5 separate regions of the Mus musculus genome follow, and regions 2, 3, 4 and 5 are each linked to region 1. A link is a loop called in an ENCODE intact Hi-C map of the cell type or tissue named here. Cell type or tissue: heart. All regions are shown on one strand. Each heading gives the region's core, and the rest is flanking DNA. Links, peaks and the distances in the headings are about the cores only. Region 1 holds the start of Limch1 (LIM and calponin homology domains 1). Region 2 overlaps Limch1 (LIM and calponin homology domains 1). Region 3 overlaps Limch1 (LIM and calponin homology domains 1). Region 4 overlaps Limch1 (LIM and calponin homology domains 1). Region 5 overlaps Limch1 (LIM and calponin homology domains 1).

What was found. A loop is a pair of places that touch in the nucleus more often than their neighbours do. Peaks named below come from ENCODE experiments on the same cell type or tissue, not always from the same donor. Only the 100,000 strongest peaks of a DNase experiment are listed, where the experiment ranks them.
Region 2: it touches region 1 in a loop (8-fold over the local background); 4 of 42 quality-filtered maps call a loop at or near these places.
Region 3: a loop joins it to region 1, with 2.1 times the contacts of the local background. A loop is called at or near these places in 5 of 42 quality-filtered maps.
Region 4: it touches region 1 in a loop (2.1-fold over the local background); 10 of 42 quality-filtered maps call a loop at or near these places.
Region 5: it touches region 1 in a loop (2.7-fold over the local background); 8 of 42 quality-filtered maps call a loop at or near these places.

What each region holds. Positions count from the first base shown.
Region 1 is chr5:66,742,560-66,748,879 of GRCm38, forward strand. It overlaps Limch1 (LIM and calponin homology domains 1), which reads left to right and starts at 3,330. Exons shown (of 26, transcript NM_001001980.3): 1 at 3,330-3,446. The coding sequence starts at 3,351. In heart, for the core only: a CTCF peak has its summit at 3,328; DNase peaks (open chromatin) are centred at 3,092 and 3,952; H3K4me3 peaks cover 2,609 bases; H3K27ac peaks cover 1,523 bases; H3K27me3 peaks cover 3,598 bases.
Region 2 is chr5:66,944,792-66,951,111 of GRCm38, forward strand. The region is part of intron 3 of Limch1 (LIM and calponin homology domains 1); the gene reads left to right. Among named protein-coding and RNA genes, the nearest start is that of Gm33040, 52 kb to the right of the region's middle. In heart, for the core only: no CTCF peak of the experiment used is centred there; a DNase peak (open chromatin) is centred at 3,340.
Region 3 is chr5:66,794,829-66,801,148 of GRCm38, forward strand. The region is part of intron 1 of Limch1 (LIM and calponin homology domains 1); the gene reads left to right. Among named protein-coding and RNA genes, the nearest start is that of Limch1, 52 kb to the left of the region's middle. In heart, for the core only: no CTCF peak of the experiment used is centred there; no DNase peak of the experiment used is centred there; H3K4me3 peaks cover 303 bases; H3K27ac peaks cover 516 bases; H3K27me3 peaks cover 423 bases.
Region 4 is chr5:66,854,059-66,860,378 of GRCm38, forward strand. Limch1 (LIM and calponin homology domains 1) reads left to right here. Exons shown (of 26, transcript NM_001001980.3): 2 at 3,825-3,895. Among named protein-coding and RNA genes, the nearest start is that of Gm52776, 37 kb to the right of the region's middle. In heart, for the core only: no CTCF peak of the experiment used is centred there; no DNase peak of the experiment used is centred there.
Region 5 is chr5:66,838,636-66,844,955 of GRCm38, forward strand. The region is part of intron 1 of Limch1 (LIM and calponin homology domains 1); the gene reads left to right. Among named protein-coding and RNA genes, the nearest start is that of Gm52776, 52 kb to the right of the region's middle. In heart, for the core only: no CTCF peak of the experiment used is centred there; a DNase peak (open chromatin) is centred at 3,526.

The DNA.
Region 1 (6,320 bases), core at 492-5,491:
CTGAGCTGGACATGCTAAGTACATGCTCTACCACTGAGCTGGACATGCTAAGTACATGCTCTACCGCTGAACTGCAGCTCCAACCCTTTGTTATTTTCAGGTCCTGCTATGTAGTCCAGGCTTGCCTCAATATGTATCTCAGGCTGTTCCCAAACGTGCAGTCCCTGTGACTTAGCCTTCCTGATGCTAGGATTATGGATGGGCACTATCCTACTGACTTGGTCAAGAGTCTAAATACTCACTTAGACGTGCCATCTAGGTCACCGGATTCCTTTCCCTCTCCTTCAGTTAAAGCCCATGCTGACAGTTCAATGTCAGTGCACTGGAGTTGTTTTATGAGCTCTTGTGTTTATGTTGGTGTCTTTCTTCCTGCAGACAAGGTCCATTCTCTTTGGAGTGCATTCCCTTAGCTCTTTGCCGCTAGTGACCCTCTTGAGCTCTGGGTTGGCATATCTTCCCCTCCCTCTGTTTTGGATGGCAGGATGCAAGGGTCAACTGGCCTGTATTTAGCACTAACTAGGGACTAAATGATTCTGTCTTTTTTGTATTTAGTCACCATGATGCTGCTGGATGGCTTGAGGCACTAATGTAAGGTGGTCTGAACAGGGGTGGAAAGGAAGTTGATCATGCTGTTATAGCAGGCCTAGAGAAAGGCTGTCTGAGTCTATGTCCTAGCTTCCTCATGTCCCCGGATTTCTCATATCAATGGGAACAGGACTAGAATAAAGTTTGGGTTGGTTACCTATTTGTATTGCAATGAGACCTATGCTTTGCTCCATTCAAATGCCATATAAGTAGTTTTCAAAGTTTATACACTGTAAGTCATCTGGCTCCCAAACAGAGAACTGTGTTTCAAGCCTGTTTTGGGTTATATCTCTGTGTTATAGTGGCAGAATTCTACCCAAACTGAATTCAGACTATTAACAGATGACAGATTTAGCTATGGTAAATACCTGCCTACCTCTAGTCACCCTCAATGACCTCTTACCAGCAGCCATTCAGAGAGATAGATCCACTGGCTTTGTGTCAATCAAGAACATTGTATTGCATAAAAGTTTCCTCTGAGATTGCAATATTACATCCTGCAGGGAAGCTCTTTAAGCAGGAAGGTAACCAACTCAAAGTAGCTTCAGGAAGTCCCTGAAACTGACCAGATTCACCAGGCCCTGACCTGACAGAGTAAGCAATAAACACTGAGTATCCCCTAAGAAGAGCAGAGCCAAGCAACAAAGAAGACTCTCCAACAAGCTGAGCTGCAAAGAAGAATCAGACCAGACCAGCTGCCTAGAAGAAGCAAGGGCCAGCAGAGCTGCCTGGAAGAAGTTTAGACCAACTGAGGCACCTGGAAAGGGTACTCTTCACCCGTTGAGCTTCCTGCAGGCTGTGCTGTGAGCTCCAGGTTCCCAGCTTTGTGAGCTGTCACCCATGCTGGGGTGAGCTTTAGTGATGCAGTTGTCTTTGAGTCCTTTCTGCGACTGTAAGTAACGTCTCACCCACGTTCCTCTAAGTAACCCAATGAAACTCATTGTTCACCAAGTTGGACTTGTATCTCATCTGCCACAGGATCCATGCCTAGTGTAAGTAGACATGTGGGTTGTGTCTTCCCAGGAAAGGTTTGTCACAACACCCTGAGCTTACTGAGCCACAGATGAAGTGACTGAGCAAAACTAAGGGGTGATAGAAGGAAGTGGGCAAAGGTGGGAAACCAGGGGGGTTTAGCATTCCTGGGCCTGAAGGGAGGAATGGGTCAAGAGGAGACAGGACCCAAGGAAAGAAGACATATGTTGCTTTAGAGTGGTGGTGTCAGTCAATCCTCAGGGAGACACCAGCGTAAATACCCAGTTTCCTTCTCCACTTGTCCCTCCTCCAGGCCTCTCCCAGCATGCTTGCCTCCCAAATGCACTGGTGCAGCCATTTCAAGAGCAACATGAGCAGCTTATTAAAAATCAACTGGCACCTTCTCTCCTCAACACAGGCCATCTCTTACCAGATAGCTCATTCTACAACATCTTTTGATTCCCATGTTTATTGTCTGCTCCCCAGTGTGAATATCGGTATTGTGAATATCTAGAGAAATACATACAGAGAACGGTGTCTCATATAGCTCAAGTTGGCTTGTGCAATGGATGACTTTGAATTTCTGATCTTCTGCTTGCACCTAGTGAGTGCTGGGATTATGAGCTTGTACTTCCAAGGACATGACGCTGGGGACAGAAAGCAGGGTGAGCTGCATGCTGGGTAAGCGTTCTACCAACTGAGCTATATCCCAGTCTAAGTGTACGTATCTTGAAGGCAAGTTCTTAGAATTGTGTCTTGCTGTGATGAAACACCATTATCAAAGCAACGGGGGAGGAAAGGGTATTGGCTTACATTTCCCTATCTCGCTGTTCCTAATCAAAGGAAATTAGGACAGGAATTCAAGCAGGGCAGGAGCTGATGCAGAGGCCATAGAAGGGTGCTGCTTGCTAGCTTGCTCTTCATGGCTTGCACAGCCTACTTTCTTATAGAATCCAGGACCACCAGCCTAGGGATGGTGCCACCCACAATGGGCTAGGCTCTCCCTCGCATTTTCTCAGTTAAGGTTCCCTTGTTTCAGATAATTCTAACATGTGTCAACTTGACATAAAACTAACCAGCACACATTTTAGGAGTTTTTGTTTGTTTGTTTGTTTGTTTGTTTTTGTTTTATCCCTCCCTGCCCCCACCCCACCCCCCATTCCCAATCCGGCAGTCCTAGGTTCCTAGCTTGGTGGTTGGAGAATAATAAGAGCTGAATAAATCCTGTGAATGAGTCAACAGGCTAAGGCCCAGGTAGCTTGCGGGGAGTCCCTCCCCTTTTAACAGAAAGATCTGGCGGTTGCCTTGTGAACACCTTAGAGTGCTGGGTCCGGAGCTGCAGCTCTAGGCCTCAGGTCTGTAGCTGGGAGGGACAGCAGGTGCCAGTCAGTCCTCCAGTTCTGCCGCAGTAGTGCTGTTTCCCCGCCCAGCTTCACCCAAGGTGCAGCTCGACCTGCTACCCAAAGTAGCCGGCCGGAGGCAGGACAAGCGGGGTGGCGGGCCGTGTTCCTCCCACGGTCCTTGCATGAGCCCGGGAAGGACGCCCGGAGCTCCTGGCAGGTTATTTTTAGTTGGGGGAGGGGACGAAGCGGCGGGCCCGGGCGCCACTGGCTGAGGTGGCCACGGTGTCCTCCGGCAGTGCGCGCCGCTGTCCTCCGGGACCTGCGCTCGGTGGGGGCGGGGAAGGCGGCTGGAGAGCGCGGCGGGCGGGAAGGGGCGGAGAGCGCGCTCCTGCGGAGGAGGCTGTGCTCATCCCGGCGGCCGAGCGCTCCAGTACTCGCCGGGCTTCGCAGATGGCTTGCCCCGCTCTCGGTCTGGAAGTCCTTCAACCCCTGCAGCCCGAACCACCTCCGGAGCCTGCCTTCGCCGAGGCACAGAAGTGGATCGAGGTAGGTGCCGCCACCGGCGGGCGGCCTTGCAGGGGCGCCCCAAGCTGCTGCCCCGAGAGCAGCGACCTCAGGTCCAGCCTTCCCCCACTTTCGTGGCCAGCTTCCCCAGGTCATCCTCCGCGGCCTTCGGAAGACTGAGATCCCTTGGCGTTGGGGCTCTGGGATGGTGGGCGTGAACAGGGGGGACACTGCGGTCTAGCTGTGCGCCCAGGGGCAAGAGGCTGTCCCCTGCGCCTTCATCCCTGCTGCCTGCGGAGCTCGCAATCTCCGCTTGGTTTGCAAGTGCTGCTACGGAAAGCGCAGTGCGAGCCGTAGCGCTGCAAAGGCTACAGGGGCTCGAGCTTCCAGAGCCCTTTGCGGGAGCCGCATTTCGGGGTGTCCCGCTCACTGCTCCACATTCCCTTGGCCTCTCTCTTCTCCCTTCCGGAGCAGAGTTGGCAGTATCACCACTGAGGCTCATACCCATCCAAGCCTCTTGGCTGTGTTCTGGCACCCGTTCAGGTGCAAGGTTGGCGCAGAGCACAGCGTAGGGGGGAACCTGCAAGACCTAGTTGTGAGTGCGCTATCCGTAGACACGCTGCCCAGCTATCGGTTGTCCCAGAGACCGCAGGGTGGGCTGCAGCAGGCCCCGTACCGGGCCAGGTTGGCACATTTCACTTCTTAAATGACTCGGTGGAAGGCCAAGGAAATCACTGGAGCTCTCGGCTCAGTCCAGGAAGCGCTCGCTGGGTGATCCTGATTCATGATGTCTATCTGCAGGTGCAGCTCAGTAGCCCTGCTATTCTGAAACAATCCGGTCTTTGGGTTCAGGACGCGTGGAGGGCGAGAGTGGGAGAGGTGATTTGTGATCCACTCTTGGAATTCCTATGAACCACCTTTTAAAATGCCTTGTAGAAGAGGAATTTGGCTAAATGGCGCGCAACCCCCTTGGCCTGAGAGTTCAAAGGAGGATGTGTGCAGCTAAGTCGTGACCAAGCAAGAATACGCTTCAGAGAACTCAGATGGTCGCTTAGCGACCCCATCCCCACCCTTGGGACAGCCCAGGTCTCCAATGTTGGTAGGGTGATAGAACTATAGGGCTGTATATTTAAACCTGCTGGGTTGCCTGCAGAGGCTATTGCTGGAAGGCTCAGCCACAGGCCGCCACCTTTCAGGGTCAACCAGCTTCATGGATGCAAAAAAGCTCCTTAGCGTTTGGAGCCATCTATTTAAAAACGGAACTAAGGAAACAATATATACCAGGCACCATTACTAAAAGTCAGGGCTGGCTTGTCTCTTGTAACTACCAGATGTAACTTACTACCAGATGAGAAAACGACGTTAGCCTCTTATTTTTGATGGAAGGCTTATTTTGATGGAAGGCTTGGAGCATGACAGGTGTTCTCTCTGAGTTTGGGGCTCACAGGCTCACTGGAGACAGTAGTGGAGAGTTGTGTGACAGCTTCTTTCAACTTCTTGAATTTTTTGGGGGGGAAATTAGCCTCTGTTTTCTCATAGGCACGTGATTTATTCCCAGTTTCTTTGATAGTAACTGATAGTAATTTATAGTAATATTGACATACATGTCCTGCCTTTAAAAGTGCATTGTGGTATAAACTCCATGCAGGATAGAATGCAAATCTGAATCTCACATCTCTGTGAATTTTGGAATATGTACACATATTTATTACATCTCCCCATAGATCAAAATATATAAAGATTTTTTTTTCCTGTTGGTATTTCAGGCTAAACATTACACAGTGTAGAACATTAGCTTTCATATCAGCTTGAGGAAAGGAAGAGACAGTTTAAGAAAGCAGAGCCGGGTTAAGCGCTAAACACAGTTTAGAATGGCTCTTGATACTTTGCCCTTTAAACCAGTCAAAGACAGTGAAAACCCAAATGGTGTGTGTGTGGCTTTAGGACCAGGCTGCCAGGCACGCTGCGTGTGCATAATTGAAGTGGCCTATCTCCTTTCCTCAGTGGAGTTGGATTTCATCAAAAGGGGAGTTTCCTCTCCTAAGCCCAGGCTGGGTAAAAAGGTGTGTGTGTGTGTGTGTGTGTGTGTGTGTGCATTGGGGGAGTGCTCAACACTCCCCCCCCTTTCCCCTTCCCATTCTTGAAATGTAAATGCCACGTTTGCAAACTGGGAGCCGGGGGCCATAACAGATGGTTTTGCACACAGTTGCCCACTGAACAAAGATTCCTGGGCTAATACAGCAATAATGTGTTTCTTAGTGTGAGCCGCTTCCCGTGGGGATTCTTATCAGGAGACAATCGCATCTCCCCTTAGGGGCCCATTGTCTCTGGCAACATCCTCATTGGGGAGGGCTTTGTTTTTCGGTTTTGTTCCATTGGTGATTAAATTTCCCACAGGCCTTTTTCATTTTTTTCTTTCTGTGCAGTCAGGAATTTTTCTGAAAAAAAAAAAAACCCACCAAAATGTTCCCTTGGGTGCAGCAGGTTAATAAATAAACTTTGCTACTACTCTGCATCTTTAGTTCTGGGCTTCTTTGAGTTGGTCTGTCTAGAGAATTTACATTCTTAATAAGGCTCACAGAGCAAGCTTCCGGACACAGGTTCTTAGCAAGGAATTTCTCAGCCTGTAGCCTTGACTGTTTGAAGACCGTCTTACTGGGCAGGAAATATGGCTCAGAAGCCAGGCTCCTACCTCCCCCAACACCAGCTTCTGCTTCAGCTGCCAAAGGTGAACTCAGTAATAAAGCTGGGCTCGGTCCGGTCACAGACTGGGTAGGGACAGCTGGGTCACATTTCCAGAGACTTTCCATGGTTGTAGGAGCAGCCTGAGAGTACCTTAAGTGGTTTTGGGGAGGGTCCTAAGGGGAGACAGCAAAGTTCAAGGAATAATTCACTCTCAGCAGGCAGAGGCAAGGC
Region 2 (6,320 bases), core at 645-5,644, 200 kb after region 1:
TAATAATTATAAGCGACGACTTACATACAGGCAACCACCACCTTGCATATGACCTTTGCATACATTAGCCTGCTCCTAAGTTCGAGGCTGCCTACATAAGTCAAGTTGATGACTAACCATGAGCACATAACAGCAGCAGGACTTTAATTTTTTTTAAATCTCTCGTGTGTAGGCTATACACAGTGCCTCTTTTCTTAGACCCATAAACTGTTTCTCATTCCATCTTTCCAGTCTTTCCTTGACTCGAGTGGACGAAAATGTCCTAATAATGCCTTCTCTTTACAGAGACCTCACTTCTCTGCAGGGAATACAGTCTAAGACCCCCAGAGGATGCTTGAAACCTCAGGTGATACCAAACCCTGTCCATTGCTAGCTAACCCTTGACCCAACACATGGAATCCTGGTTGAATCTGAACTGTCTTCCACAAGCTTATGCTTTGAGCTTAAATGGTGGTGCTGTTTCATGAGGCTGTGGACCCTTTGAAGGGTACCTCTATGATGTGTAGGTCGGTAGTAAGAGGCAGGACTTTGAAAGGTATGGGCCTGCCATTGATTGTCTGCTTCCTGGACCACTCTAATGCCAAGAGCTTCCAACTCATACTCCTGCCATCAGGAACCCCATGGCTTCTCTACCCTCATGTGTTGAGATCTCTGAAACCAGGAGTAAATCTCTCCTCCTTTACTTTGTCTATTAGGCATCCTCTCATAGTGATGCAAATGTCACTAGGCACATGTATACCAATGGTAAGTTTAGTATATAAAATAGTAAGATGTTAATAACAACTAATAGTAAGCGATTATGGTAATAAACTATAATGAAATTGTCAGTGCTGTTATGCTTGTGCTTTAAGGGCAATCGTTAATTAAGATGAGGATTACTTAAACTTGTGGTGGCTCTCCAACTGATCTGACAACCAAGATGGCTGCAGAGAGGACACTGGACAAAGGGATGACTCGCATGTTGGGCAGAACGGATTGGCATGGCATAACACTTTATCACATTATCTAGAACAGCATGCAAAGCAAGACGTATGAATGATTTACTTCTGGATTTTTTTATACTTCTAGACCATAGCTGCCTACGGGAATAATTGAAACCTTGGAGGGCAAACCTGAAGATAAGGGGGGGGGGGGGCTACTGTAATGACTGACTGGAAGATGCCAGACAGTTGGGCTCTGCTGCTTAATGTATGTTTCCTGTAATTATGATGTCCACATCTGCAAGGCTGATAGCATCGCCCACCTTACAGATTAGAGATGGGAAGATCAGAAAGGTTGAGAAGTCTAACCAAGAATACAGCCAGAATGCAAATGAGGCTGTGGTTTTAACTGAAGACACCAAAGCCATCATGCCATGTGCTTTAGTCTATGTTCCCTCACCATGGCTAATTTGATACAAGACCTCTCTCTCTCTCTCTCTCTCTCTCTCTCTCTCTATATATATATATATATATATATATATATATATGTATATATATATATATATATATGGTTTTAAAGTTTCTGTTTGATTGATTGATTGATCGGTTGTACGTATAGATAAGAGAACTTGTAGGAGTCTGATCTCCCCTTCCACTACACAGGTCCCTGGAATCAAGTCAGGCCAAGGTCATCACGCCTGGCAGCAAGAGCCTTTACCCTCTCTGCTAGCTTTCCCCTCTTTATATGGATTTTGAAAAAAATCTAAATATGTAAGGGATCATGAAGATTAAGGAATATTTTGTTTTATTCACCATTAAAAATATCTAGAAAGCTACTTAGCACATTACATTTAAATATTTAAATGAATGTATATTACCTGCAACAGACAACTACACTTTGGGATTTGGGGTTATCCTGAGCTGGGCCATCTTAGAGAGGGAAGAGAAGGGATAGAGCTCTAAAATCTTCAGAACAAGAGTTACCAGGAAGGTGTAAGGCCGGGTCTCCAGTAGCGCCCTGGAAAACATTTCCAGCCACTGGACAGGCTCACACATCAGTGGGATGGGAGCACTCCGAGGCCTAACCAAGAAGTGACTGCATGGTAGTTATATAAACAGTGGCTCAAAGCCATGTGTTAATACTAGCCTGGTGAAAGTGGGCTCTTTGGGGAAGTCTCTCTTAACTGAGACTCTTATGTCCTTTACAGTCTGTCAGAGTTATTCTGTCAGTAGCACCTGGTTGTGCTCCCGTGGCTTTTCAGTCATCCACTCAGAGGTAACAGCCTCTCTCCATCAAATTTTGCAAAGTTGATTCTGTCAACAGAGTCCCGACCTTTCTTGACTGAATCTACTTTTATAAACCTGAAAGCTTTCCCCACATTATCTCCTAGTTTTAAAAAACTCCAAGAAAACATGTTAGAATATTAAGTGGATAACTGAATATTCTTCAACTGGGACATGGTGAGCTAAATATCACTTGTAGGCCAAATCCAGCCCAGAGTCTGCCTGTGTAAGTGTCATGTATTGGAAGACAGACATGTGCTTTCACGTGTGGACTTCCCAGTTACAACAACAGTACTGAATTAGCTCTTAAGAGTCTACCATATGACCCACAAGGCCAAGGAAATTTACCATCTGACCCTTTACAAAAAGCGTTTTCTGACCCCATCTATACTCACCAATTCTTAATAATTTGCTATTTAAATTATTCCTCTCTCTAAACACAGAAAAACATTCATGGTCTCCCCACCCATCCCTCCTCTCCATTCCTGTTTTATGCCCTCGTGACCTTCCTCTTTTACATGTGAAAATAAATGCGTGCACACAGACGTACACATGCAATTTTATTTGAGCCACTTAGAAGTGGTGTTATAGGAAACCTTAATAATACACCCTAAACAACCCCAATGTATACTTAAAAATAAGGCATGCACTCACTAATTAAATTTCACTGCATAGCCTTATTTGATTTTCCTTCTAGAGTCTGAAATTCAATTAAGGCTCATGTACGATTTGGGGGAAGCATATATCTTTGCTTACCAGAGTTTTTTCATAACAATGAATTTTTTCAAGTCCCTAAAAAACAACCCCAAAGATTACCAAGTCTTGGTGGAATCATTAGCTCTGTGTAAGTGAGACTTACATATAAAAGTCATTGTAGTAAACTGTGTCTCTCATTTCTCCTATGGGATCGAGACAGTTATGTGGTTTCGTTCTGAACTTGAGCTTCTAAGATGTGGCCTTTACTTGAAACTGTAACGTGGAGACATCTCAGTGTGTAGGAGAGGCGGATGAGAAAGGACGGGATGCCTCCTGTGTAATTAAGAACATGGTCCTTCCTGCCTGCTCCTGTGGCTGGCCTCTGTTAGTTCTTGGCTGGGTGGCTCTTCCTTCTGGCTTTGTGTCTGACTGGGGCTTGGCTCTTCTCCAGCATCATTAGGTTACAGCAAGGAGTTGGAAACAGACCTGCAGTTATTTAAATCTTCCAGCCCAAGTTGTTCCTGCTGGCTGCCATACAGAGCTTGTATGTTTGCAGGCCGTGTGCTGAATAGTGCGCTGTGTTCCAGGGAGCATGTGTGCATCTGGGAACTTGCATCGAGAGAACACCTTCTTGTTTGTGCTTGAGATCCAGGATGCCACAGTCCTAGGGGACTGCGTGCTGGTCAGAGGCCTGTCCTTTATTGTGGTCACTGATGATCTGTAGAGATTGCCGGCTCACTTTCTTACTTTCCTGAGAGGCACTCTCTTCAAGCCAAAAGTCACTCGGATGCTCATTGGAGCCCAGCTGGCATCTGTACTAGTCATTGCCTTGTTTGCAGTTGCCTTCTCCAGTAAAGAGTATGTTTACTCCTCTGAGATGTGGACTCAAAAAGCAGGGGTATGCCTTATTTTGGACATGGCTGCCTCGGAGCCAGTGGTGTCTTCAAGAGTTTCAGAGCCAAAAAAGAATGGGAGAGAGACAGAAGGAGACAGGACAGAGAGAGGGGGAAGAAAGGGAAGGACAGATGAAGGGAAAAGGAAGGAAGGGAGAGAGGGATGGAGGGAGGGAGGGAGAGAGGGAGGGAGGGAGGGAGGGAGGGAGGGAGGGAGGGAGGGAGGGAGGGAGGATGGAGAAACATACTTGTGTTCTGGTGAGAGGCAAAGCAGGAAAGAGAAAAATGGAGAGGAGGAGGGAGGTATGGAGGGAAAGAGGGAGAGATGGAAAGGAAAGGGGATTTCAGGATGGATGAATAGGCATAAACAACTAGAAACCAGAGAGGTGGAAAAAGAATTGCTACTCAGGGGCTTAGAGTTTGTTCCTCTGGAGAGACCCCATTTCCATGTTTGTGCTGAGTTAGCTGGGCCCTGGTCCTAGCTGGTTGACTCTGTGTGATGCATAGGTGCTCTGTGCCTCCTCCACTGCTCATCTGGGAAATGGAGACAGTAGTGCCCAATTCATAGGGTTATTTGGATGGTAAAGGATATGTCCCGCTGCTTAGAGCAGGAGCAGCTGGGGTAAATGCTCAGCTACAGAGGCTACAAATGTGCCATCCACGTTACGCATGCCTCAGGAAACCCACCAGACCAGTCTTCTCCTTGCTAAAGCAGTCACTGATCTGGAACCTGCTCTCTTGACTTGAGTAATTAAAATTTGAAAGTCGAAGCCAGTGTTAGAAGAATTCACGGGTGTGTTTCGAGTGTCAAGTTGACGAAGTACTTTCCCAGTTTTCAGACAGACTCTAGCAACTTTTATGTAATGAATGCTAGGGCTAGTGATCCCTTTAATTATCTCTCCGTGCTTTTCTAACAATCATTTATGTAAATGCACCAATTAAGAACTCTCATTCACCATGCCTCTCTGACTAGCTCTCCCACTACAGTGGCAACCCCCCAAGTCCTAGTACATCTGTTGTCAACCTTCCTGACAGTTTTTCATGTTGTGGTGACCCCCCCCCCCACCATAAAGTTATTTTCACTGTTTTGTGCTATTATGAATTGTAATGTACAAGTTTTGGGAGACGGAGTTTTGCCAAAGGGGTCATGACCCACAGATCGAGAACCTCTCTTCTAGGGAGAAGGCGTCAGAGTTTTGCTTTCTGAGAAGCCCGGTGGTCCAATTTGAGGAAAGGTACATGTTCTGAGACTGGGAGAGATCTGAAAGAAAGCAAATGGGCTGGTGTGTTGATGAACTCAAGTACATTGAGAAATAGAAATGCTGGTGAGGACAGACAGACTGACAGACAGACAGACAGACAGACAGACAGACAGACACACACACACACACACACACACACTAGCTGAAAAAGGAATTGAAAAGGAATCCAAAATGATTTACTTTGCAAATGAAAATTGAAATCTTAAGGCAAAGTAACTTTATTAAAAGAAAAGATGTAATTAAAGTCATTCCCTGGCTACTCATGGTAACTCATGCTTGTAATATCATCACTTGGGAGGCCAAGGCAGGAGGATTACCAAGGCTGGGGTGGCCTACATATGGAGTTCAAGACTAGATTGGGTCATAGAAGAAGACCCTATCCCAACATACAAAAGGAAAGTAATTGGCCAATTAATTTAATAACAGAATGGTCCAAGTATACATTGAAAAATCTGGGTCCTTTGAAAGGGACTTGATGTATTTCTTACCACTTTATCCTTCCCTTGATTTATTTATTCCAGGACAAAATTTTGTAGTGAAAAATATATCGTTGAGAAAATAAAAACTCAGGAGTTAGGTATGAGCTACTAAATTTAATTATTTAAACAACGTGGAAAGTGACTAAAGAAGAGAATGCCCAGGAACATCAGATACGGGACAGCATCAGATCAGTTGTGGCAAGTGCACAGTTGTCCAAAAGAGGCCATGTGCAGAGTGGTGCAGGGCCTGTGAATGGTGGCACTTCCTGCCTCCACAAGAAGCCCAGAGCCTCATCTAAGATGGAAACCACACTGGGATGAAGGTGTCTCCACTTTAGAAGGGGCTGCCCTGTCTCCCCACTGGTCTCCCATCTTTTCTGCATACTGTTGACTTCCTTCTAGCCCTGCTCCCAACTGTCTTCTTCCAGTTGCCAGTTGGGTACTCAGCTCTCAGACATCCAGCCACTGACTCCTGCAGCCTGTTAGCTCCATCTGTAAGACCCTCTGAGATCAGTTCACTCCCCACAGCTCCAGCTGTCCTGTGGTACTGACCTTAGACTCATCAGACATACCCCACTGTTTTGCAACCTGTGTCTCTTGCTGATTGCAATTTTGAACCATTGCATTATTGTTCTAGGCTGCAGATCACTCATCTGTCACTCAAGGATAAGGAGCATGGGAATTAAATAAATTAATGTAATAAATGCAGCCTTGGAATGATGTTGGTCCCATAGTATGGGCTATAGAAAGGTCAACAACTATCTATAATTGCTCTTTAGGGCCCAA
Region 3 (6,320 bases), core at 445-5,444, 52 kb after region 1:
AACTGGGACAGCCATTAATTCTTTAATTCATTAGTTCCACTGGCTTTTATAGAATACCATATTCAAGACCACTATGTCATACTTTGGCTTTCTGTGCCTCAGTTTCCTTATCTGTAGCGTGAGAATGAGACTTGTGTTTTCTGTTTGGGATGCTATGCTCTGTACTGAGTTGAAACAAACCAAGTGCTTGTCATAATGGCTGGCACACAACATGTGCTCTAGAAACACTGGTTGTTAATAAGCGTATAATCAATCTGGCTATGGATCCTGTGTCGTTATCTCCTGCCATTGTTCTATTTGGTTTCTGCTTTGGCTAAGACTGGTTTATCTCTACCCATTATCTTCAGTCTGTCCACTTTCTACCCCTTTATCCCCACCATGCCTCCTTTTTAAACTCCTTTATCCCTGCTGTTTTAATTAGGGTCTCTATTGCTGTGATGAAACACCATGACCAAAAAGCAAGTTGGGAGGAAAGAAAGGGTTTATTGAGTTTACACTTTCATATTGCTGTTCATTAACAAAGGAAGTCAAGACAGGAACTCACACAGGGCAGGAACCTGAAGGCAGGAGCTGATGCAAAAGCCATGGAGGAGTGCTAGTTATTGGCTTGCTTCCCCTGGCTTGCTCAGCTTGCTTTCTTGTAGAACCCAGGACCACCAGCTCAGGGATGGGACCATCCACCATGAGCTGTCCCTCCTCCCTCCATTAATCACTAACTGAGAAAATGCCTTATAGATGGATCTCATGGAGGCATTTTCTCAACTGAGGCTCCTTGCATTCTGATGACTAACTTGGGTCAAGGTGACACAAAACCATCCAGTAACACCTACCTTGCTCCTTTTTCTCAACCCACCCTGCTTCTACATTGGTCACCAGAATTGAAAGTGACTGAGTGTAAAACTCAGGTCAGCATATTTACCTACATAACACAGCTTTTTATATGGACTAGATTTTTATATGAACTAGATTAGCTTTTTAAATCTCAAAAATTATGGAACATGAAGCATGTCTGCACCAAGTTGAAGCCCTCTGGGTCTGCATGTGATAGAAGTAATTTGAACAGCCAAAATAAAATAAAATAAAATAAAATAAAATAAAATAAAATCTTAAATCATGTGCAACACATTTTGTGTTTGATATATTGTTACATTCTACATCAAGTAAGAATACTGTCTGAACTGTTAGGCAAGTGCATGGAAACATTGTATCTTTTTTTACTCAAGTCCTTCATCTTAGCAGGTTCTATCACTACTTCTGCACCAGAGACGTTAGATGAAAGGTTTTTACCTTCTTTACAATCTGAAAGAGTGAGGCAGGGGCATGCGTTGAGAGCCACATAGATAGATATGTTTCTATTTGGAGCTGTGATTAGCCCAATCTTGGGCAGTTTCCTGTGATGACAGAGAATGGGGAAGCCCATTTAGAAGCAGACATGCTGTCCAGGTGTGGTCTGGGAAAGCTGTGTTTGTATGAGGGGTACTGGAGGGGCTTGGTGGAGAGGACCTTGGAGAAGTCACGATGTAGCACAGGCATCTAGGTGGCTGATTGGTCATGATACTCAGTGAGTGGTGTTCTGAGCCTCAGAATAATTAGAAGGGGCTACAGCTACTAGGGAGGTCTCTTCCCTCCTGTCCCCTCCTCCTATCACTCTAATTAATAGGATTGTCTAAGATACTTCTTATAAAGTTAAAAGCACTTTCACAAATTTAACCCTGTGCATATAAAATCAGGAATCCTTGTTGTTGTTGTTTGTTTGTTTGTTTTCCCTTTTTCTCTCCTAATGTGAGACCATGTCGATGATCTAAGCAATTCTGGTGATCCTTAGTCTTCACCTTGCTTTGCACATAAATCAAAGACCAAGTCTCAGCCCTTTGAATGTATGCCAGATACCCAGTCCAATACCAGGTGTATAACACGTGCTTTGAAATGCCAGGTGAGACAGGGTGGCACCAGTGGAGGGAGGAAGATCCTGAGGATAAACCCAGCTTGGACTACGTTGTGAGTTTTAGGCCAGCCCACGACGACCATGAGGTCCTTTCTCAGGAAACTGGGTGTTTGGGGGGGGGGGAGTCAGTTGAATGAAAGAACCTAGGTATACGTTCAAAGCTGGTTTCTTAGATTCGCACTGGCTATTTAAGGGAACCTTCTAACGGATCCACGAGTCCTTATCTGAAATGTACCACCTATTTTAGAGTTTGCTAGACTTACAAGAATTGGTGCAGAACATATATCATATAACCTCTTCAATAGCAGTATCTCATATTCAAACACACTGGGTATTTTGGGAAATGAAATATAATGAATGCAGACATTGAATTATTAAGACAATACACACAGCCTTGGGTTAGTTCAGGTCAGGTTTTCAGAGGTGTCAGGATATTTTTATTGTTTATTTCAGATGGGGGTGGGGCTCACTATGTAACATTGTCTGGCCTGGAACTTTCTCAGACTTAACAGAAATTCACCTGCCTTTGCCTCCCAAGTGTTGAGATTACAAGCGTGCACCACTACTCCTGGCTTTTGAATTGTGGGTAAGGAACAGCAGGCCACAGTAGAACTTTGTAGCTTCTCCTGGCTTGCGCTGCTGTTAGGTACCCAGTTTGCCGAAAACAAACAAACCCCTGGCTTTGTCTGTGTTAGATGGAGAGGCCGACTGCTGATGGCATCGCTCATCTTCTGTTTCCTGCAGGAAATCTGCACTTCTCATGCCACAGGCAAGGCAGGAAGCAGAGGAAGATCCATCTTAGGTTTGCCTCTGGGTGTCTGTGTTGGATCCTGATTAGGTCTCTCGACTGTAAAAATAATTCTTCTTGGCCACCCAGATGTCTCAGTCCCTTTCCTGGTCCCTTTCCTTAATATCTGCTCAGAGAATGTGACATTACTCATTGTTTGGCACAAAGGGATCCTTAAATTGAGAAGAACATATCTGTATTTTTTTTCTGAACATAAAAAGATAACAGTAAAAAAAAATAACAGTAACACAGCATGAAGAGTGAGTTGTTTTAATTTGCAGAGATAATGACTTCAGACGGCTTTGTGTCTCTGAAGGGACGTTGATCTCATGAGCTGTTTGATTGTTGTCTGTTTCTTGTCCTTTTCTCATGGTCTTAATCCTTACCCCGGCTTTCCAGTGCACAGAGAATCTCTCTCTTAGCACCCCATCTCTGTTGTCTGCCATGTCTCAGAGTGGGGTAAGACAAAGATAGCCTACAATATCCTCAAACTAGTGGCAATCCTCCTGCCTCCTGAGTGCTGGGATAACATGCATGTGCCCAGAGCCCCACCTGGTTACTATGTTTACTCAATTATACCTGCTTTCAGGTGCTACTTCCTACAGCTTTGAGTGTCTGTGGGTGTGGACCTGGGTACTTAGTTGCCATTCCTAAAAAATAGACACTTACTCATAGCCCAGGGCTTTGGCCTTCACTGTTTATGCTGCAGGTTTTTCTGTTTGGAGTCTGCTCACATAGGCAGACGCTTAGATTTTTAGTTTCATTGCCGTCTGGAGCCCTTGGGTTGCTGGGCAGCTAAATACTGGATGTGTGGCTGAGAAAGAATATGTTAATGCGTGTGAATGCTTTTGCTCTGAATTGAGGCTGCTGTGAAATCTGAGAGAGTGCAAAGATTCCTCTAACTTCATGTTACTCTTAGTTCTTTCTTTCTCTGTGTGTGTGTATACATAGTCATGTACCATAGGAAACATTAGTGAAATTTATTATGAGCTTGAACCTGGCAGTTTCCCATTATGAACAGTGTGTGTTTAGAGCAATTCACTTAGTGCAATCTGTTGAAGGTTCCATGCATTGTGGAGGAACTATCTGGGAACGATTGTTTTCTGACCGGAGCTAAACAGCCCACCCAGCGCACACTGCTGCTGCCTCCAGCCAGCTCTGTCGTTTCCTCCCGGGGACTCTCCCTCTTAGACTTTTGGTTGGCACGGAAACATTAGTGTTCAGATGAGCCACCCCACTCCTGAGTTCACTTTGACAGGTCTGTGTAAACAACTTCTTCAGCTTTGTTGAAATTAGTGGAAAAATCTAGGCCATTCTGTTTATAGTTCACGGCTATTGAGCAATTGATGTTGGTTTGCCTTTCATCTGAAATATTCATTAGAGGTGAGAAGCTAAGCAGGGAACACATCCGTTGGTACACCTGGTACACAGAGGAGCACCTGCTGGAAGTTTCTGGTGAAACTCCAGTTAACTCTTAGCTCCCCATGGCTGGAGATGGATGTGGCATCAGAGGTTGAGTGCTCTTATCTGAAGCATTTGGGACTACAGATATTTCAGATTGCAGATTTTGGTATGGCTGTGTACACATAGATATCTTGTGTGCATGTTTGCATGTTTATGTGCACAGGTCTGTCACCCTGGCTGGTCAGTGAGCCCCAGGGCCTTGCACCTCCTAAATGGGAAAGTTACAGATGTGCACAGATGTGCACTACTTTGCCAGGCTTCTTACATGGCTACCAGAGATCCAAGTTCAGGTTCTCATGCTCGCCCCACAAGTAGTCAGTTTACTGGCTCCCTCAGCCCTTTCACATGAGCATAAGACCCAAGCCTACACATACACACACACACACACACACACCTACCTTTACATATAGGCAAAAAGATAATTTTCTATATCTTAAATCATTCTGTATAAGAGACAAGTTTGTTTATCACAGATGACAGAGTCCAGGAGAGCCCCTTTTCATTTGGGGATGATAAGCTGTCTGAATGTGACCTGTTGTAGGTGGCCAGGAGTGAAGTTCTCCCCTAGTTGTCTTGGAGACACTCAGAAAGTGTCAGGTATTAGAACATTTTGGATATTTTGATCGAGGGCATTCAACCTTTGTTAGTTTTTAATCCCTCTAGCCTGATGCAGTTCAGGGGCAGAGGAAGAAACACAATTAAAGTTGGGAGAATTGATAAATGTGTAAGCATTTAGTGAGCAGAGATGGTGACCAGATGTCAGCCATTTTACATCTGAGTATTTCTTGGAAAGGTAGGAGGGGGAGCTGCTTAATCGTTTGTTTATTTGTTTGTTTGTTTTTCAGAGTTTCTTTTGCTATTTCTGCTCCATGTACCCTTCTTTCACAAACCCTCTAGGGTCTGCCTGTCTGCCTGTTTCCTTTCTTCTCACTCACAGAATGGTGGTATCACATGTACATTTGAGCACCACAGAGAGTTTGTCTCCAAGCACATCAAGAATGGCTTTTGCTTTCTTTTTGCCAAAAGGGTCTAGAGAATGGGCCGTTTTATGTTTATCTGTCTGAAAGACTGCTCCTGCCCTCCTTCCCTACTGACCTCTGCCCAGCCCAGGCAAGAACTCAATTGGTCCCATGCAGTGACCACCCCTTTGGTCAGACAGTTCTGGAAGTCTATGTGTGTTCGTCTCCTTGAAAAAGTGGAAGAAGAGGGCAGCCGGGGTCTGTCCCAGAGCCGCAGCCTCGTATTTATTTTTCTTCATTTGCACAGACGAGTATTTGCTGGGAGACCTTGCACCTCTGCTCAGGCAGACTCTGAGTTATAAAAATACAGAGCAAAAAAAAATAAAACAGAAGCCAGACTGAAGGTTATCTCACCCAAACAGGGCTCCTTCCTTCTTTCGATTGTACAAACAAACTCAGTCCCCAGTTAGGGTGTAATCCATCATCCCCGGGAACCCAGCGTGCTTCTGCTTTTGTCTTTAATTGAGGCCTCATTGTCTGGTCCTCGGGGGCTCTGCTCTGCTTCTCGTCCTGTTTGCCCACCAAATGGTGAGTCTGCATGAAAGAGAAGAATAGTCGCCTGGCTTCCTCTTCCTTCCATGTAGTCAGCTATTGTAGGGGGCGGAGGTCATCTCTAAATGTGTTGTGGGGGATAATAAACAGTTTTCCTTGGGTGGTCTTAGCTGTTGAACAGGTTACTCTGGAGCTGAGATTGTCCAAAGTCACTTTTAAAATGGGGGAAATGTGATCTGCCTGATCTTTGGAAGAGAGGGGGAATACAGTAGTAGAGAGAGACACGTTGGACCCAGTAGTGAAGAATGGACATGAGGGAGGGGCTTTGTGTATGTGCCTTACCTTCCTTGTGTATCCTTTGTATGATGGCATCAATTGCAACCTGTCCTGGGTCACTGTGACGAAATGCGTCACTCTCTCTGAAGGACTTAGAATGGTGCCTGGTATATAGTCGGCACTGTAAAAATTGTTTTCAATGAGAAATGGCAGTAGGAAACCATCAGGAGGGATTAATGCCAAGAAGTTCAACAGAGGCACCGGGCAGGGGGTGTGGCTCTGTGAATACAGCCTTTGCCCACACAAGTGTGAGTCTGGGTTTCTGGCTTCCATGGAA
Region 4 (6,320 bases), core at 594-5,593, 110 kb after region 1:
GTGTTACATTATAAACACGTCGTAAAAATGTTGCCACAAAGAGCTGTGTGGTTTTCCCTTTTGAATCTGGTGTCTCCATATTTCAGAATTTGAATGATTCAGAGCAATGCCAGGGAATGTAGATCTATTCAGAATTACCTTTGGGCCCCGTGGAAAGGAAATCAGATACAGATGAGCTTCCTCAATAGTTGCTCCCACTAAACAGTGCGATGACGTGCTGTAATGCCCCTGCCTTCTGCTTTGGTTTAATTATGGAGGCAGATGAAGGCTTTTCTTTTCCTGGAAAACCAGGGTTTGATAAATTAGTCATTTGGTGACTTTTACTCTGCATGGTCCTGCAACAAATATTGTGGTTAGTAATGAAAGTGGATTAACCCTGCACACAAAGCAGGGGGCATATGATGCAAACCAATGTGGCTTCTTGAAGGATGGCAAAGAAAGCTCTGATGACTTACTGCCATCCGAAGGATTTCGAAGGATTCCCTTGAATGAACGTTGGGCTCACCTCTGAGATGATAGTGGTGGTTGGTAGTTTTTGTCCATAAATTATAGGATTCCAGTATAATGTCATCTATACTCTCTGCCCCATGCATGTGTGTGTGTGTGTGTTTGTGTGTGTGTTGAACACCATTAGAGAGCTGTGGGAACTTTGCTTCTACCATGATGAATGAGATTCAGAGTCATTTTTTGGAAGCAATGTAAGGCATACTGGTTTGATGATCCTTTAGAGGTTAGGAGCTCCGTGCTTGAGAATAGATGGAAAACCAGGTAGAAGTAGTTGTGCCAGCGTCTGGACTGTCCATCAGACATATTTAATCCATGACCTGTGGGCCATGTGTGGCCTAGGATATCTATCATCATGACCCCACACAAGAGCACAACTTAAAATCTGAGATTTTATATTAAGATCTTTCTTTTCTGTATCTTGATTGTGACATTCTTGAGTGTGAACTTTATCAGTGACAGGACCATGTCACCGTGTCGAAGGCTGGATCTGCCCAATGGATGGAAGATGACAGTGGCTTGGAGAAAGGTGGCAGAATGGAGGAAATAAGGAACATGTCCAAAGAGTTGTTTATGGGTGTGCTTGATATGGAAGAAAGGGCTTGGCGTGGATGAGGATGGAGTTTCAATGATCAGATCAAGTGATGAGGGGAAGTAGGGGCAGGAACAGGGTAGAGTGCTCTTGACCATCTGCTACTACTCCCAACCAGGCTCTGAATCTTCCTGAGTCTCAGCTTTCTTTACAAACACCCTGTAACCTAAGGGTTCACACACACACACACACACACACACACACACACACACACACACACACGAACACATATATTAATAGACAGGGTCTCACTACATAGCCCGGGTTAACCTGGAGCTTATTTTATAGAACCAGTCTGGCCTTGAGATCCACTTGCCTCTGCCTCCTGAGCCCTAGGATTAAAAGTGTGTGCCATCACACTGCCTCAGATCCTCTTAATTGCTCTGCTGAGTTTCCCATCATGCCCTTGTGCCTTTGGAATGTGGTCTTGGAATGATGCCAGGGTCAGTGCCTTGTTGGGAAAATTGCTAAGAATCCTCGATTGGCTGGAATCCAGGGAGAGGTTAGAAGGGTCTGAGCCGTGACTCTTAGTTCCCTGCAAAGGGACTGTTGGTAGTGGCAGTTAATCTTAATATCGATGATTGGCATTGTCATGAAGGGAATGTTAATTAGAAGTCTTTAGTCAGAGTGCAAACTACAAGCCATCGTAAGCACATCATAAGAGACACTTTTTAAAATCGTCTGCATGAGTTCGTACTGAATTAGGTTGTTTCTCTGTAACCGGTAGGTACAACTTAGCAGTGAGCCTTTGAGCCCTGTTATTTTCTTTGTGAGAGGGCGATTTGTTTCCCTGTTGTATGAATTGTGCTTACGTCAAGGAATTTATCAGAGCAATCTAAGTTGCTTAATTTATTGGTACAAATTTGTTTATAATAGTCCCTTGTTGTGCTTTTAATATTTTTATACTCTGCAGTGATGTCATTTGCCATTCCTGAGTCTCTGGTAATTTATGTCCTGTTTCTCTTTTGGCTTTTTGTATCCCTCTCCCTCCCTGCCCCCGGCCCAATCCTGCTTCAGTATTTTTGTACATTTTTGATTTATGTTACTATTTTCTCTACAAATGTACTATGATGTTTAATTTTTTATTGTTTGGAATTGGTTTACTTAGTTTAAAAACATTTGGGTATAGTCCACAGATATTTTGATGTTCATTTAGAATTGAATTCTGTTGTGGTCAGAATACCCATTTTGGATAGATGTTTTTAAGTATATTGAGACTTATTTTATGACCTAGAATTTGGTCTGGCTTGGTAAATGTTGGAGGGTAGAATATTCTAGAAATATCAGCTAGGCCAATTGGGTCCATAGTATTACTCATGTGTTCTATATCATTATTCTGTTTATGTGTTTTGTCTGTTGTTAAAGAGAAATATTTAAACCTCTGACTCTACTTATGATCTGTCTCCCCCTCTCTTAGTGGTCCTATCTGCTTTGATTTATGTAGTTTGAAGGGCTTTCTAAAAACATGGTGAATGGTGAAATACATTAATGATCACAGTATGATGTCTTGCCAGTGAACTAACCCCTTGTTATAAAGAGCTTCTCCATCCATGCTGTTATATTCTGCTCTGAGACTTCTTCCTATGGTATTAGTATGCCTGGCCCAGGTACTTTGTGACTCATGTTAGTGCGTGTCTTCCAATGCATCCAGCACATCTGTAGGCAGCTCAAGGTTAACTCAACTTCAGCTTCAGTCTCACGATCTCTGTGTTTTAGTTGTGGGCTATTCAGCTACTCACACTGAATGTGATTGTTGATGTGGTCCGTACTAAATCTTCAACCTGTCTGCGTGTTCTATCTGTTCACTGTCCCCTTCCTTTCTCTCTTCTCCCTCTTCTTCCTTCCTTCCCCTCCCCTTCCTTTCTCCCACTCCCCTTCCTTCTTTTCCCTCCCCTTCCTTTCTCTCCCTCTCCTTTCTGCCTCCCCTTCCCTTTCTTCCTCATCTCCTTTCTCCCCTCCCCTCCTTCTCTCCTCTTTCCTACTCCCCTCCTCTTCCCTCCTCCCATCCCTATTCCTTCCCTCCTCCCTTTCCCTCCCCTCCTCTTTTTCACCACCCCCCTTGCCCTTTTCATTGTTGGAGTATTTTTATGGCTCCCTTTTCTTTTTTTCTTTTGGCTCATTAGACATGACTTCTATTTTTGTGTACTAGAGGTCTCTTTAGGGCATGTTTACAGACGTGCCTATTTGGTATATTTCAGGTCAGGCATTTGTATTTAAAGAATGGACAAATAAAACTCTGAGTACCTTGCTCCCTGCCAATGGTTGCTGACAGCCTGAGACACCATAAATGTCCCTCAGTCCCGTTCTGTCATTTATGCATGCAGGCTATAGTCTGCAGTCATAGTATTAGGTCTCCTGACATTAGACATACAGGGTCTTTGTGCTTGGGCAATTCCTTCTATGTGTTGTTATTGTTTTTTATGTTGAGAGTGTGTGCATCCCCATGGGAGAGATACACTATGACCTTGACTTGCTAAGTTGAGCCTGGAAAGTAACAGTCTTATCAGGACAAGCTGACACTTCATGGCCTAAGTTTATTTCACCTGATCCACGCAAAGTCACACCCGGGAAGGGAATTCAAGGTTAATAGATTTTCTTATTCTTGGAGTGTCATGAGTTTTTCAGGGCTCTTGATTTTTGTGGGTTTTTGTTTTTGTTTTAATACTGAACTTCCTGGTTATAAAAGAAAAACTTATGTCTCTTTTCCTTTTTTTTTTTTCTTTTCCAGCAAGTCACTGGTCGAAGTTTTGGTGACAAAGACTTCCGGACAGGACTAGAAAATGGGATCCTCCTTTGCGAGTAAGTAATGCCTACATTCCTTGGTTTTATTCTAGGGTTGTACTTAATCTATCACTCAGTTTGTCTGTAAGACTTCCAGTGTAGTCTGACTTTTTTTCTTTTATTTACTTACTTTTTCTTTTTGAGACAGGGTCTCTCCACGGCTGGTCTCTAACACTCATGCTCTAGACCGGCATGCACTTGTATCTACACAGATCCGCCTGCCACTGCCTCCTAAATCTGGCCTCCAGTATTTTACTTTTGATTGACTCACAGGTTGAATCTTACAAGAAACCACTGGGATAGGCGGGGAGCATATGTGGAAAGTGAGCGTCGACATGCAAAGGGAATCGTGGGGACCATAGTAATTGCAAATTAGATAAGGAGATAGAACCCGCTGGTGTCCTGCTCCCAGTAATTTCCCCACTTGGGAACTTGTGTCCCAGTAACTGTAAGGATGTGGGTCTAACTGTGCTACAAGTAATGGGGTTTCTATCCTTGGAAATCTCAACCCAGAGCATCTTGCAGCAAGTGAACACAGTGTTTCTGTAAATTCAGGGCATCTTAAAAGCAGGCCAGGATGGGTTCCTCACTAGCTCTGCTTTGTGCAGGTTGGGGTGTGTGTGTGTGTGTGTGTGTGTGTGTGGGTACGTTTCACTTGTGCTGTTGACTGAGTCCAGAACGGGTAGTGATGGCAGTTTCTCTTGTGTTTTGGAGCAAAGCTCTGTCATCGAGTGTTGTAGTAAGTATTTAACCTCAATCAGGGGTTTCTATACTGCCTTTCATCATTCACTTCCCAGATAAAAGACACACAACTTTCATATTTATAATAAGCCGTTAAAGTACTAGAGCTGGGCAGATATCTACCCGCTAAGCTATTTTGCCTACTTCCCTTCCAATAACCCCGAGTTACATCTTTCCATGTTCCATCTGGGCTGTTCTTAACTCCAATTAGCCAGCCCTCATGGCCATGTTTTCATGACTCACCTACCCCATGGCGTCTTCTCCTCTTCTCACCTTTTTCTTTTTCCTCCTCCCCCCTCCTCCTCCTCCTCTTCCTCTTCCTCTTCCTCCTCCTTCTTCTCCTTGTGGTCCTGCTTCAGACCCCAAGCTTGGGAACCAAAATGTGCTGCCTATATCTCTTCTGCCCAGCTATAACTGTTCTGATCTCCCCTTCACCATAATGTGCTGTGGCCTCTTTCTGAAGCTTCAGATAAATGGAATCACATAGGGTGGACTCTTATTTTGGCATCTTTCAGAATATTTTTTGATGAGGTTGAAAATGACAGAAGTTTTAGAGCCTAAAACTGAAGTGTTCAAGTCCCCACCTTCCTTCTATGAATCATTTACCCTCTTCCAAGTCACCTTTCCCTAAATGTAGAGCCACATTACTGCTCTACTGCATAGGCACTTGGGGACTTAAACACTCAACTGTGAGCAAGGCTCTCACAGGACTGTGTAGTGTGTCACAGACAAAAGTCACTTATTATGTAGACTTCTTTTCTACATAGCTCATGTCAGTGTGTCCTGCTGCCTGTCTTTGTTTAAAGAAAACTTGGGAACCCCAGATTGCTGTTTCTATTTCCTCTTTGGAGGGGGTGCTGTTCTTGGGCGTTCCTTCCCTCAGCCCCTCTCCTCTGTGTGTTATAGCTGAACCAGAGCTCATCTGTAGGTAAGCTGTAATTAGATGGTATAGTGCCTCCCTGAGCTGAGCTGAACAGACAGGCTCTAAACCGCCCTTCTGGGATAGCACTGGCACTGAATCTGGACTCGCAGCCTTCTCTTGGATCAACAGCCTGCTGAGAGCTGGCAGGGTGCAGCATACTTTCTGTTGAAAGAGTGTCAGTGTTGAGTATTATTATTTTTTATTATTATTGTCAACTTGATACATTCTAGAGTCATTTGAGCAGACAGAACCTCAACTGAGAAAAATGCCCCATCAGATGACCTTCAGCAAGCCTGTGGGGCATTTTCTTAGTCTATGACTGATGTGGAAAAGCCCAGGTAACTGGGTGTGGTAACATGTCTAGGCAGGTGGTCCTGGGTGCTATAAGAAAGCACATTGAGGGAGCTGGAGAGACGGCTCAGCGGTTAAGAGCACCAACTGATCTTCCAGAGATCCTGAGTTCAATTCCTAGCAACCACATGGTGGTTCACAGCCATCTGTAATGGAATCTGATACCCTCTTCTAGTGTGTCTGAAGAAAGCGACAATATGCTGAAAGAGGCAAGCCAGTAGGCAGCGTTCTTGTATAGCGTCTGCTTTAGTCCCTGCTCCTGGGTTCCTGCCTTGAGTTCCTGCCCCGACTTCTCTCAGTGGTGGAGTATGACTTGAGAATTGTTAGGTGTAATAAACACTTTTCTCATCTCTGTTGCTTCTATTCGTGGTGTTCATCACAGCGACAGAGACCTAACTAAGTCAGGGTCTTTGGTATCGATCTTTGTTC
Region 5 (6,320 bases), core at 763-5,762, 96 kb after region 1:
AACTATTATTATTTTTTAGTTGTGATAATACACCCATAAAATTTGCTCCCTTATTTGTAAGCGTGCAGTTCAGTGGCATCAAGAGTGCTCACATTGCTGTGCGCCCATCCCCATCAGCCATCCAGAAAACCCGCTCTTTCCCCAGTTGCCACTGTACTCCTAACAATGAGTCCTCATTCCTTTGCCCTCAGTTCTCAGCAACCACCATCCCACCTTCTGTCTCTATGAATTAGGTTAATCTAGATGTCTCATATGCATGGGGTCACTCATTATTAGTCCTCTTACTGGCCTATTCCACTTAGTACAGTAACCTCCTGGCTCAGGCACATTGGATCATACGTCAGAATTCCCTTCCCTTTTACGGCTAAGTAATACCCATTGTATAAATACGTACATTTAAAAATAACCATCTCCAATCCTTCAGCTATGGGGAGTCATACAGCTGTGAACATGAATGCATAAATGTCTCGTTGAGCCCAGGATATTTCGTTTTTCATTTGATAGATTTCTTGTCCTGTACAAAGGAAGTCAGATCCAGCACCTGGTCCTTACTGTTCTCATGTTAGACATGATGTTTGCAGGAGGTCAGTGATGGATAGTCATTGTCTACCTTTTGTCTGTGTCAGAAACACAGAATAGTCGGTATCACAAGTATGGGTACCAATGAACTCAGAAACCAAATAATAGTCACCTTTGTCCATCACTGTATATCGGCACCATTGATTTCTAGTGGGCTCCACACTCCAAAATATTGCACTTCTTGATGCTTGTCAGTGGTTTTTCATCTGCTTTTCATAGAGTCAAATGGCAGCTCTGTGGTATGGTAATACAATAGAGGAAGCTTAACTCCCAAACTTACATGTTTTTATTTTTATGGGTCTGGAATTCTATTGGGCTCAGTTGTATCATTGGGCTGGGGATACAATTCAGGTGGAATGTGCTCACCTAGCGTGTGAGGAGCTGGCGTCAACCTCCAGTACCACAAAAGCAAAACGAAACAAAACAAAACAAAACAAAACACCCTACTCTCCCAAACAATCAAAACCAGCCAGAAAACAAAACACATTTTTAAAATCCAAGAAGCGCTGAGAAGTGAAAAATGTCTCTTAAGTTTGTTTTTTTTTCCTTCTTTCCCTCTTCCCTCTTGTAGCTCATTAAGTAGTACAATATTAAAACATTGACCTGGTCCCAAATTGCTTGAAGCGAATTGAAATTCGCTACCTTCATTTGTTCCATTGACTATGATTATGCAAGCCAGGATTGAATCATACAGATAACGTGTCTGCCTCTGGAGCTCTTCCTCTGGCCATCTGGGGGGTGGGGGGCGGTGGTTTCTAGATAATGGTACTTGGGTCACATGACCATTATATAATCTGAGTTATTATAAATCCCAAATTTAGAGCAAGGTTGGCAGCCTTGAATTATTGGGCATCTAGCTTTCTCTCCTTCAGTTGGAATGAGTGGGTGGTCACACTCCAGACAGCAATGGGAGTCCTCCTAGCTTTATGCCTGCCCTTCACCTGTTATTTGATCAGTGTGTGCCATGCAACAATATTCCTAGGGAGATGTGAACAAATAATCTACTCACTCAGATGAAGAAATCATAACAGACCAAAGTAAGGATTCCTAAGAAGTCCAGCTTGGCAAACCACTAGGTTTTATTGGGGCTATTAACAGGAGTATGAGTGAAGGTTTCCTTACAGGAGCTGGGATGACTACAAGATAGCCATATCACAGAAGAACACCGTAGCCTAGGTGACAACTCCCGAAAGTTTGAAACCTGGAGCAACTGCACAGCCTGCAGGGCAGCTCAACAGGTTGGTGAGCTCGTTTGCTCTGAGCCCCTTCCAGTTAGCTTAGTTTGTCTTTGTTTCATTCTGAGAGTGTCTCCTTGTATTTGTTTCAGGAGGGAGGAGTTTAGTGAATCTGATCAATTTCAGGGACTTCTTAGAGCTATTTAGTTGTCTACTTCCTGAGCTTGACCTAACTTCCCTGCAGGATGGAGTGTTTCACCCTCCCTTAGATCATCCTGTTGTTTGATTCTCCTCTAAACATCCTGCTTCTTAAAGAGCTTCCCTTCAAGATAGATTTTTTTTTTAATCATAGAGATTGCTATCCAACAGTGTGGCAGTTCAGTTTTTACACTCTGGGATTATATCTACTGGGAAGATTTGTGAAACTCAGTTGTAGAGAGCCAGGATCTCATGTTTCCCAGGCTGGCCTTGAATTTACCAGAAGTGCACATAGATGTGTATTATCAGACTCCATTTATATGGACTGGAGTTAGAGCTTCATGTATGACAGGTAAATGCTCTCCCAACTGAGCCAGGTCCTCAACCTGAGACTCTTACCTTTTTAAGATGAATTTATTTTTATTTTATGTGTGTGAGTGATTTTGCTGTGTATATAAGAGCACATGTGATGATCCTGGTGCCTGAGGAGGTCAGAAGAGAGTGTAGAATCCTCTGGAACTGGAGTTAAAGATGGTTGTGAGCCCCGATGTGGGTCCTAGGGCCTGAACCTACAAGAGCAGCAGGCACTCTAAACTTCTGAGCTCTCTCTCCAGACCCTAAAAAGTCTTTACTGTTAACAAGTTGAAAAACATTGCCTTACTTTAGGAAACCCAGGCTAGGTATTTACATTTTATTTGTGTGTGTGTGTGTGTGTGTGTGTGTGTGTGTGTGTGTGTGTATACATACACGTAAGCCCATGCCACAGCATGTGTAGAGGACAGAGAACAGCTTGCAGTCAGTTCTTCATCCACTGTGTGTATCCTGGGGATCTGAACTCCAGCCTTGTGCCTTGATAGCAAGCGCCTTTCCCGGCTGAGCCATCTTGTTGGCCCTATCCTGGTGGTTTTAAAGCTCTTCTGAAAACTTGGCAGGGGATTTTTCTTCATGACTCTTTTGCAAACATGGCATTTAACAGGATGCCACAGATGTTGGTGACCTAAAGGCCATCCTCTCCATCTTTAGAGGGCGACGATCATAGGTTTTATGAGGTAGGAAGCCAGGAAGCTCTACTTTGTAGAACCTGGACCCTAACTTTTAATTAATTGACTAATTAATTAATTAAATGTATATGAGTACGATGTAGCTGTTTTCAGACACAAAAGAAGAGGGCATCAGATCCCATGACAAATGGTTGTGAAGCCATCATGTGGTTTCTGGGAATTGAACTCAGGACCTCTGGAAGAGCAGTTAGTGCTCTTAACCTCTGAGCCAGCCCTCCAGCCCTGACACTAATATATTTAAATCACTACCCTGCCATGGCAACAAAACCTCACATTTGAGAGACTGACTCTTGTCTATTCTGCTCCTTCATAAGAACACAGGATCTTGCATCCCTCCAGAATACACAATTGCACTACTGACTCCTATCTGTCACTATTTCCTGCCCCCATCTTTAATCCCATAATAGATTTGCAAAGCCTTTGAAGTGTTCTTCCTCTGGAATGTCCCATCCATCAGTGCTCCCATGTCCTTGTCAAAATGAGAGGTGAAGGTGACTCTGAATGTGGGCTGCCAGCCATGCTTGCAGCCATGGGCACTCGACACAGTGGCCAAGGCCTGGCTGGGGACACATTCCCAGAGAGCTTCCCTTTAGTTTAGACAACCCTCTTCCATGATTGTATTATTGATAGTTTTGCAAAACATGTAACTAGTCTACTCTTTGAGCACAATTCCAGGACTTTGGGTTAGCGGATAACAGCCACCAAGCTGTTGAGGTTCTTAAAAGGGAACTGAGGGGTAGAAGGAAGAATGGACCAACACGTGAGCAGCCCATTTGTGTCCCTATCATGGGAGCAGCCCATTTGTATCCCCGTTATGAGGGCAGCCCATGTGTGTCTCCATCATGTGAGCAGCCCTTTCCCAGTACTTATAGTTACATATAACTATGTGTGGTTTTATTTATGTACTATTTATTATTTTCTCAATGCTAGGATAGAACCCAGTACTTCATGCATGCTAGGAAAGCACTCTACTATTGAACCAAACTCCCAGCCTATGCAGCATACCTTGGCTGTGTTGGATGCAAGTCTATGGATGTGAGCGTGCACTCGCGTGTGTATGTGAAGGCCAGAAGTGCATGTCTACTAACTCGCTCAACTGATGTTCTCTGTATTTACTGAGACAGGGTCTCTCACTGAATCTGGAGCCGTCATTTCAGCCAGACTGGCTGGCCCTTGAGCTCTTGGGCCCTGCTTGTTTCTGCCCCAGGGCTTGTTTATGGATGTGCTCCACCAGCCCCAGCTTTCTGTGGGTGCCAAGGGTCATGACTCCGCCCCTTACGCTTGTGCAGCAAGCACTCTCATCACTGAGTCATCTCCCCAGCCCAATGCTTTCTTCATCAACACTTGGGTAGACTTTGAAAAGTTACCATCATCACTGCACCTACGCCATGGTGGGGAATCAAGGGCATTCTGCATCCACGGTGAAGCTTTCTTTTAGAAGCTGACTCACCCTGCACTGGCTTTTAATAAATGCTCTAAGATAGTGGAAAAGGCTGGGTGGAACAATGCTTGATATTTCAAAGTGAGCCCTTGAAAGTCTATTTCTGCCTCTTAGTAATAGGATCTCCGAAGATCCAGAATTATTTTTGAATTGGATTGCTGGCTCTGGGAGGCCCCAGACCTGTTCACTGGTAAGGACACTGCTGGAATGGCTTTTACACCTGACATTTGAGGCAAATTGTTTAGGGAATCACTGAGTCAAATACCTAAGAAATACTTTGTGTGTCTCCTCCTTGAGGTTGACCAGATAGATTGACTTCACCTACTTGTGTCTAATATCAACGTTCTCATAGCTGGGTTTTAAAACTTATTTTCTAATGAAAAAGTCAAATGTATGTGTGTGTCTGCATTGCTAGGCAGCCTGTGATCTGAATTTCATACATTCAGTCATGTGCTTTTACCCTGGGGGAGCATTCCTTGGCTCTGTGTATGTTCCCTTCCTGCCTCGCCTATCACAAATCCCTGAGCTATAGAAGACCTCTCTTTCCTGTCCCATGCTCACTTGCCTGTTTGACTCCTTTGAACATCTCACTGTTTCCTTTCTTTATCTTTGCTATAAATGGGTGGCTGGTGAGGTGGTCAGAGAACTTGTGGAAAAACAGTTCTTTCCCTTTCACTGTGTAGGTCTCCAGGGATTGAACTCAGATCATAAGGTTAGATGGCAAGTGCCTTTACTCACCTAGCTGTCACACCCACCCACAGTGTCGTTTTCAATCGTCCATTATGTCTTGAAAGAGTTTGCTCAGGGCCACGAGAGTCTGTGTCGGTGGCTATCTTAGTCTGTCCTTTGCTTTAATGACAGAATGCCTAGCCTGGGGAAATGATAAAGAACAGAATTTTATTTCTCACGGTTCTGGATGTTGGAAAGTCCAAGTGTATGGTCCAGTGGGGCTCTCTTGCTGTGTCACTCACTACACTACATGAGGGTAATTGAGTATGCAGAGATAGAAGAAGTAGTTGAGAGAGAGAGAGAGAGAGAGAGAGAGAGAGAGAGAGAGAGAGAGAGAGAGAGAATGAATCATTATAAGCCCACTCTTAGATAACTAACAGGCTGGCAGAGGAGACTTCTGCATCTGATTATTTCTTAGAGGTCTCATCCCCAAATACTCTCAGAGTAACAATTCAATTTCAACATGACCTTTGGAGGGAGCATCAAACCTAAGCAATGGCATGTTCACATTTAATACAAATAGCCTGTGTGCCCAAGATAACAGAGGTTCCACAGCAATTATGAGGTTGGGGAACTCTTCAGCCATTGTGCTGTGAGTTGGTCAGCTGTGCCGAAAGCCAGAAGTCCCTGAGCCGATCTGCAGAGCACTGGCCCCAGCCATCCAGAAGACTGGTCTTGAAAAGAGGTCTTGGGTCCACAGGCTGGGAAAATGCCGCTTTTCACGCCATTGGAAGATCTCATGAGCATGCTGTCAGCACCGAGTTGAAAAAGTAAACAGAGCATTCCCCAAACTTATTTGGCCATGGATCCCTTTCCACATCAAATCTCTCTCAGTCCCATGGAGCCTGGGATCCTGTGAAACACACATTGAGAAATGATGCTGTAAGCAGTTTTTCTCTTAGGCAGGCAGAGAATCGGTGAGAAAGCCTGCCTTCATGAAACGATACTTTAATCCCGCTACAGATGTGATGGGAAGGACGTTCACCCCTGCCCCCTCCTGCTGCAATAGGACAGCTCTGTGACTGTGCATCACTAAGGGTCTGCTTGTGCCAGGAGTAGGAGGAGACCAAAAGTTGTGTGTGCTATGAACCTCATATTCATTCAGGTATCTGGTCTGTTTCTTTATCTTGCTTTAGG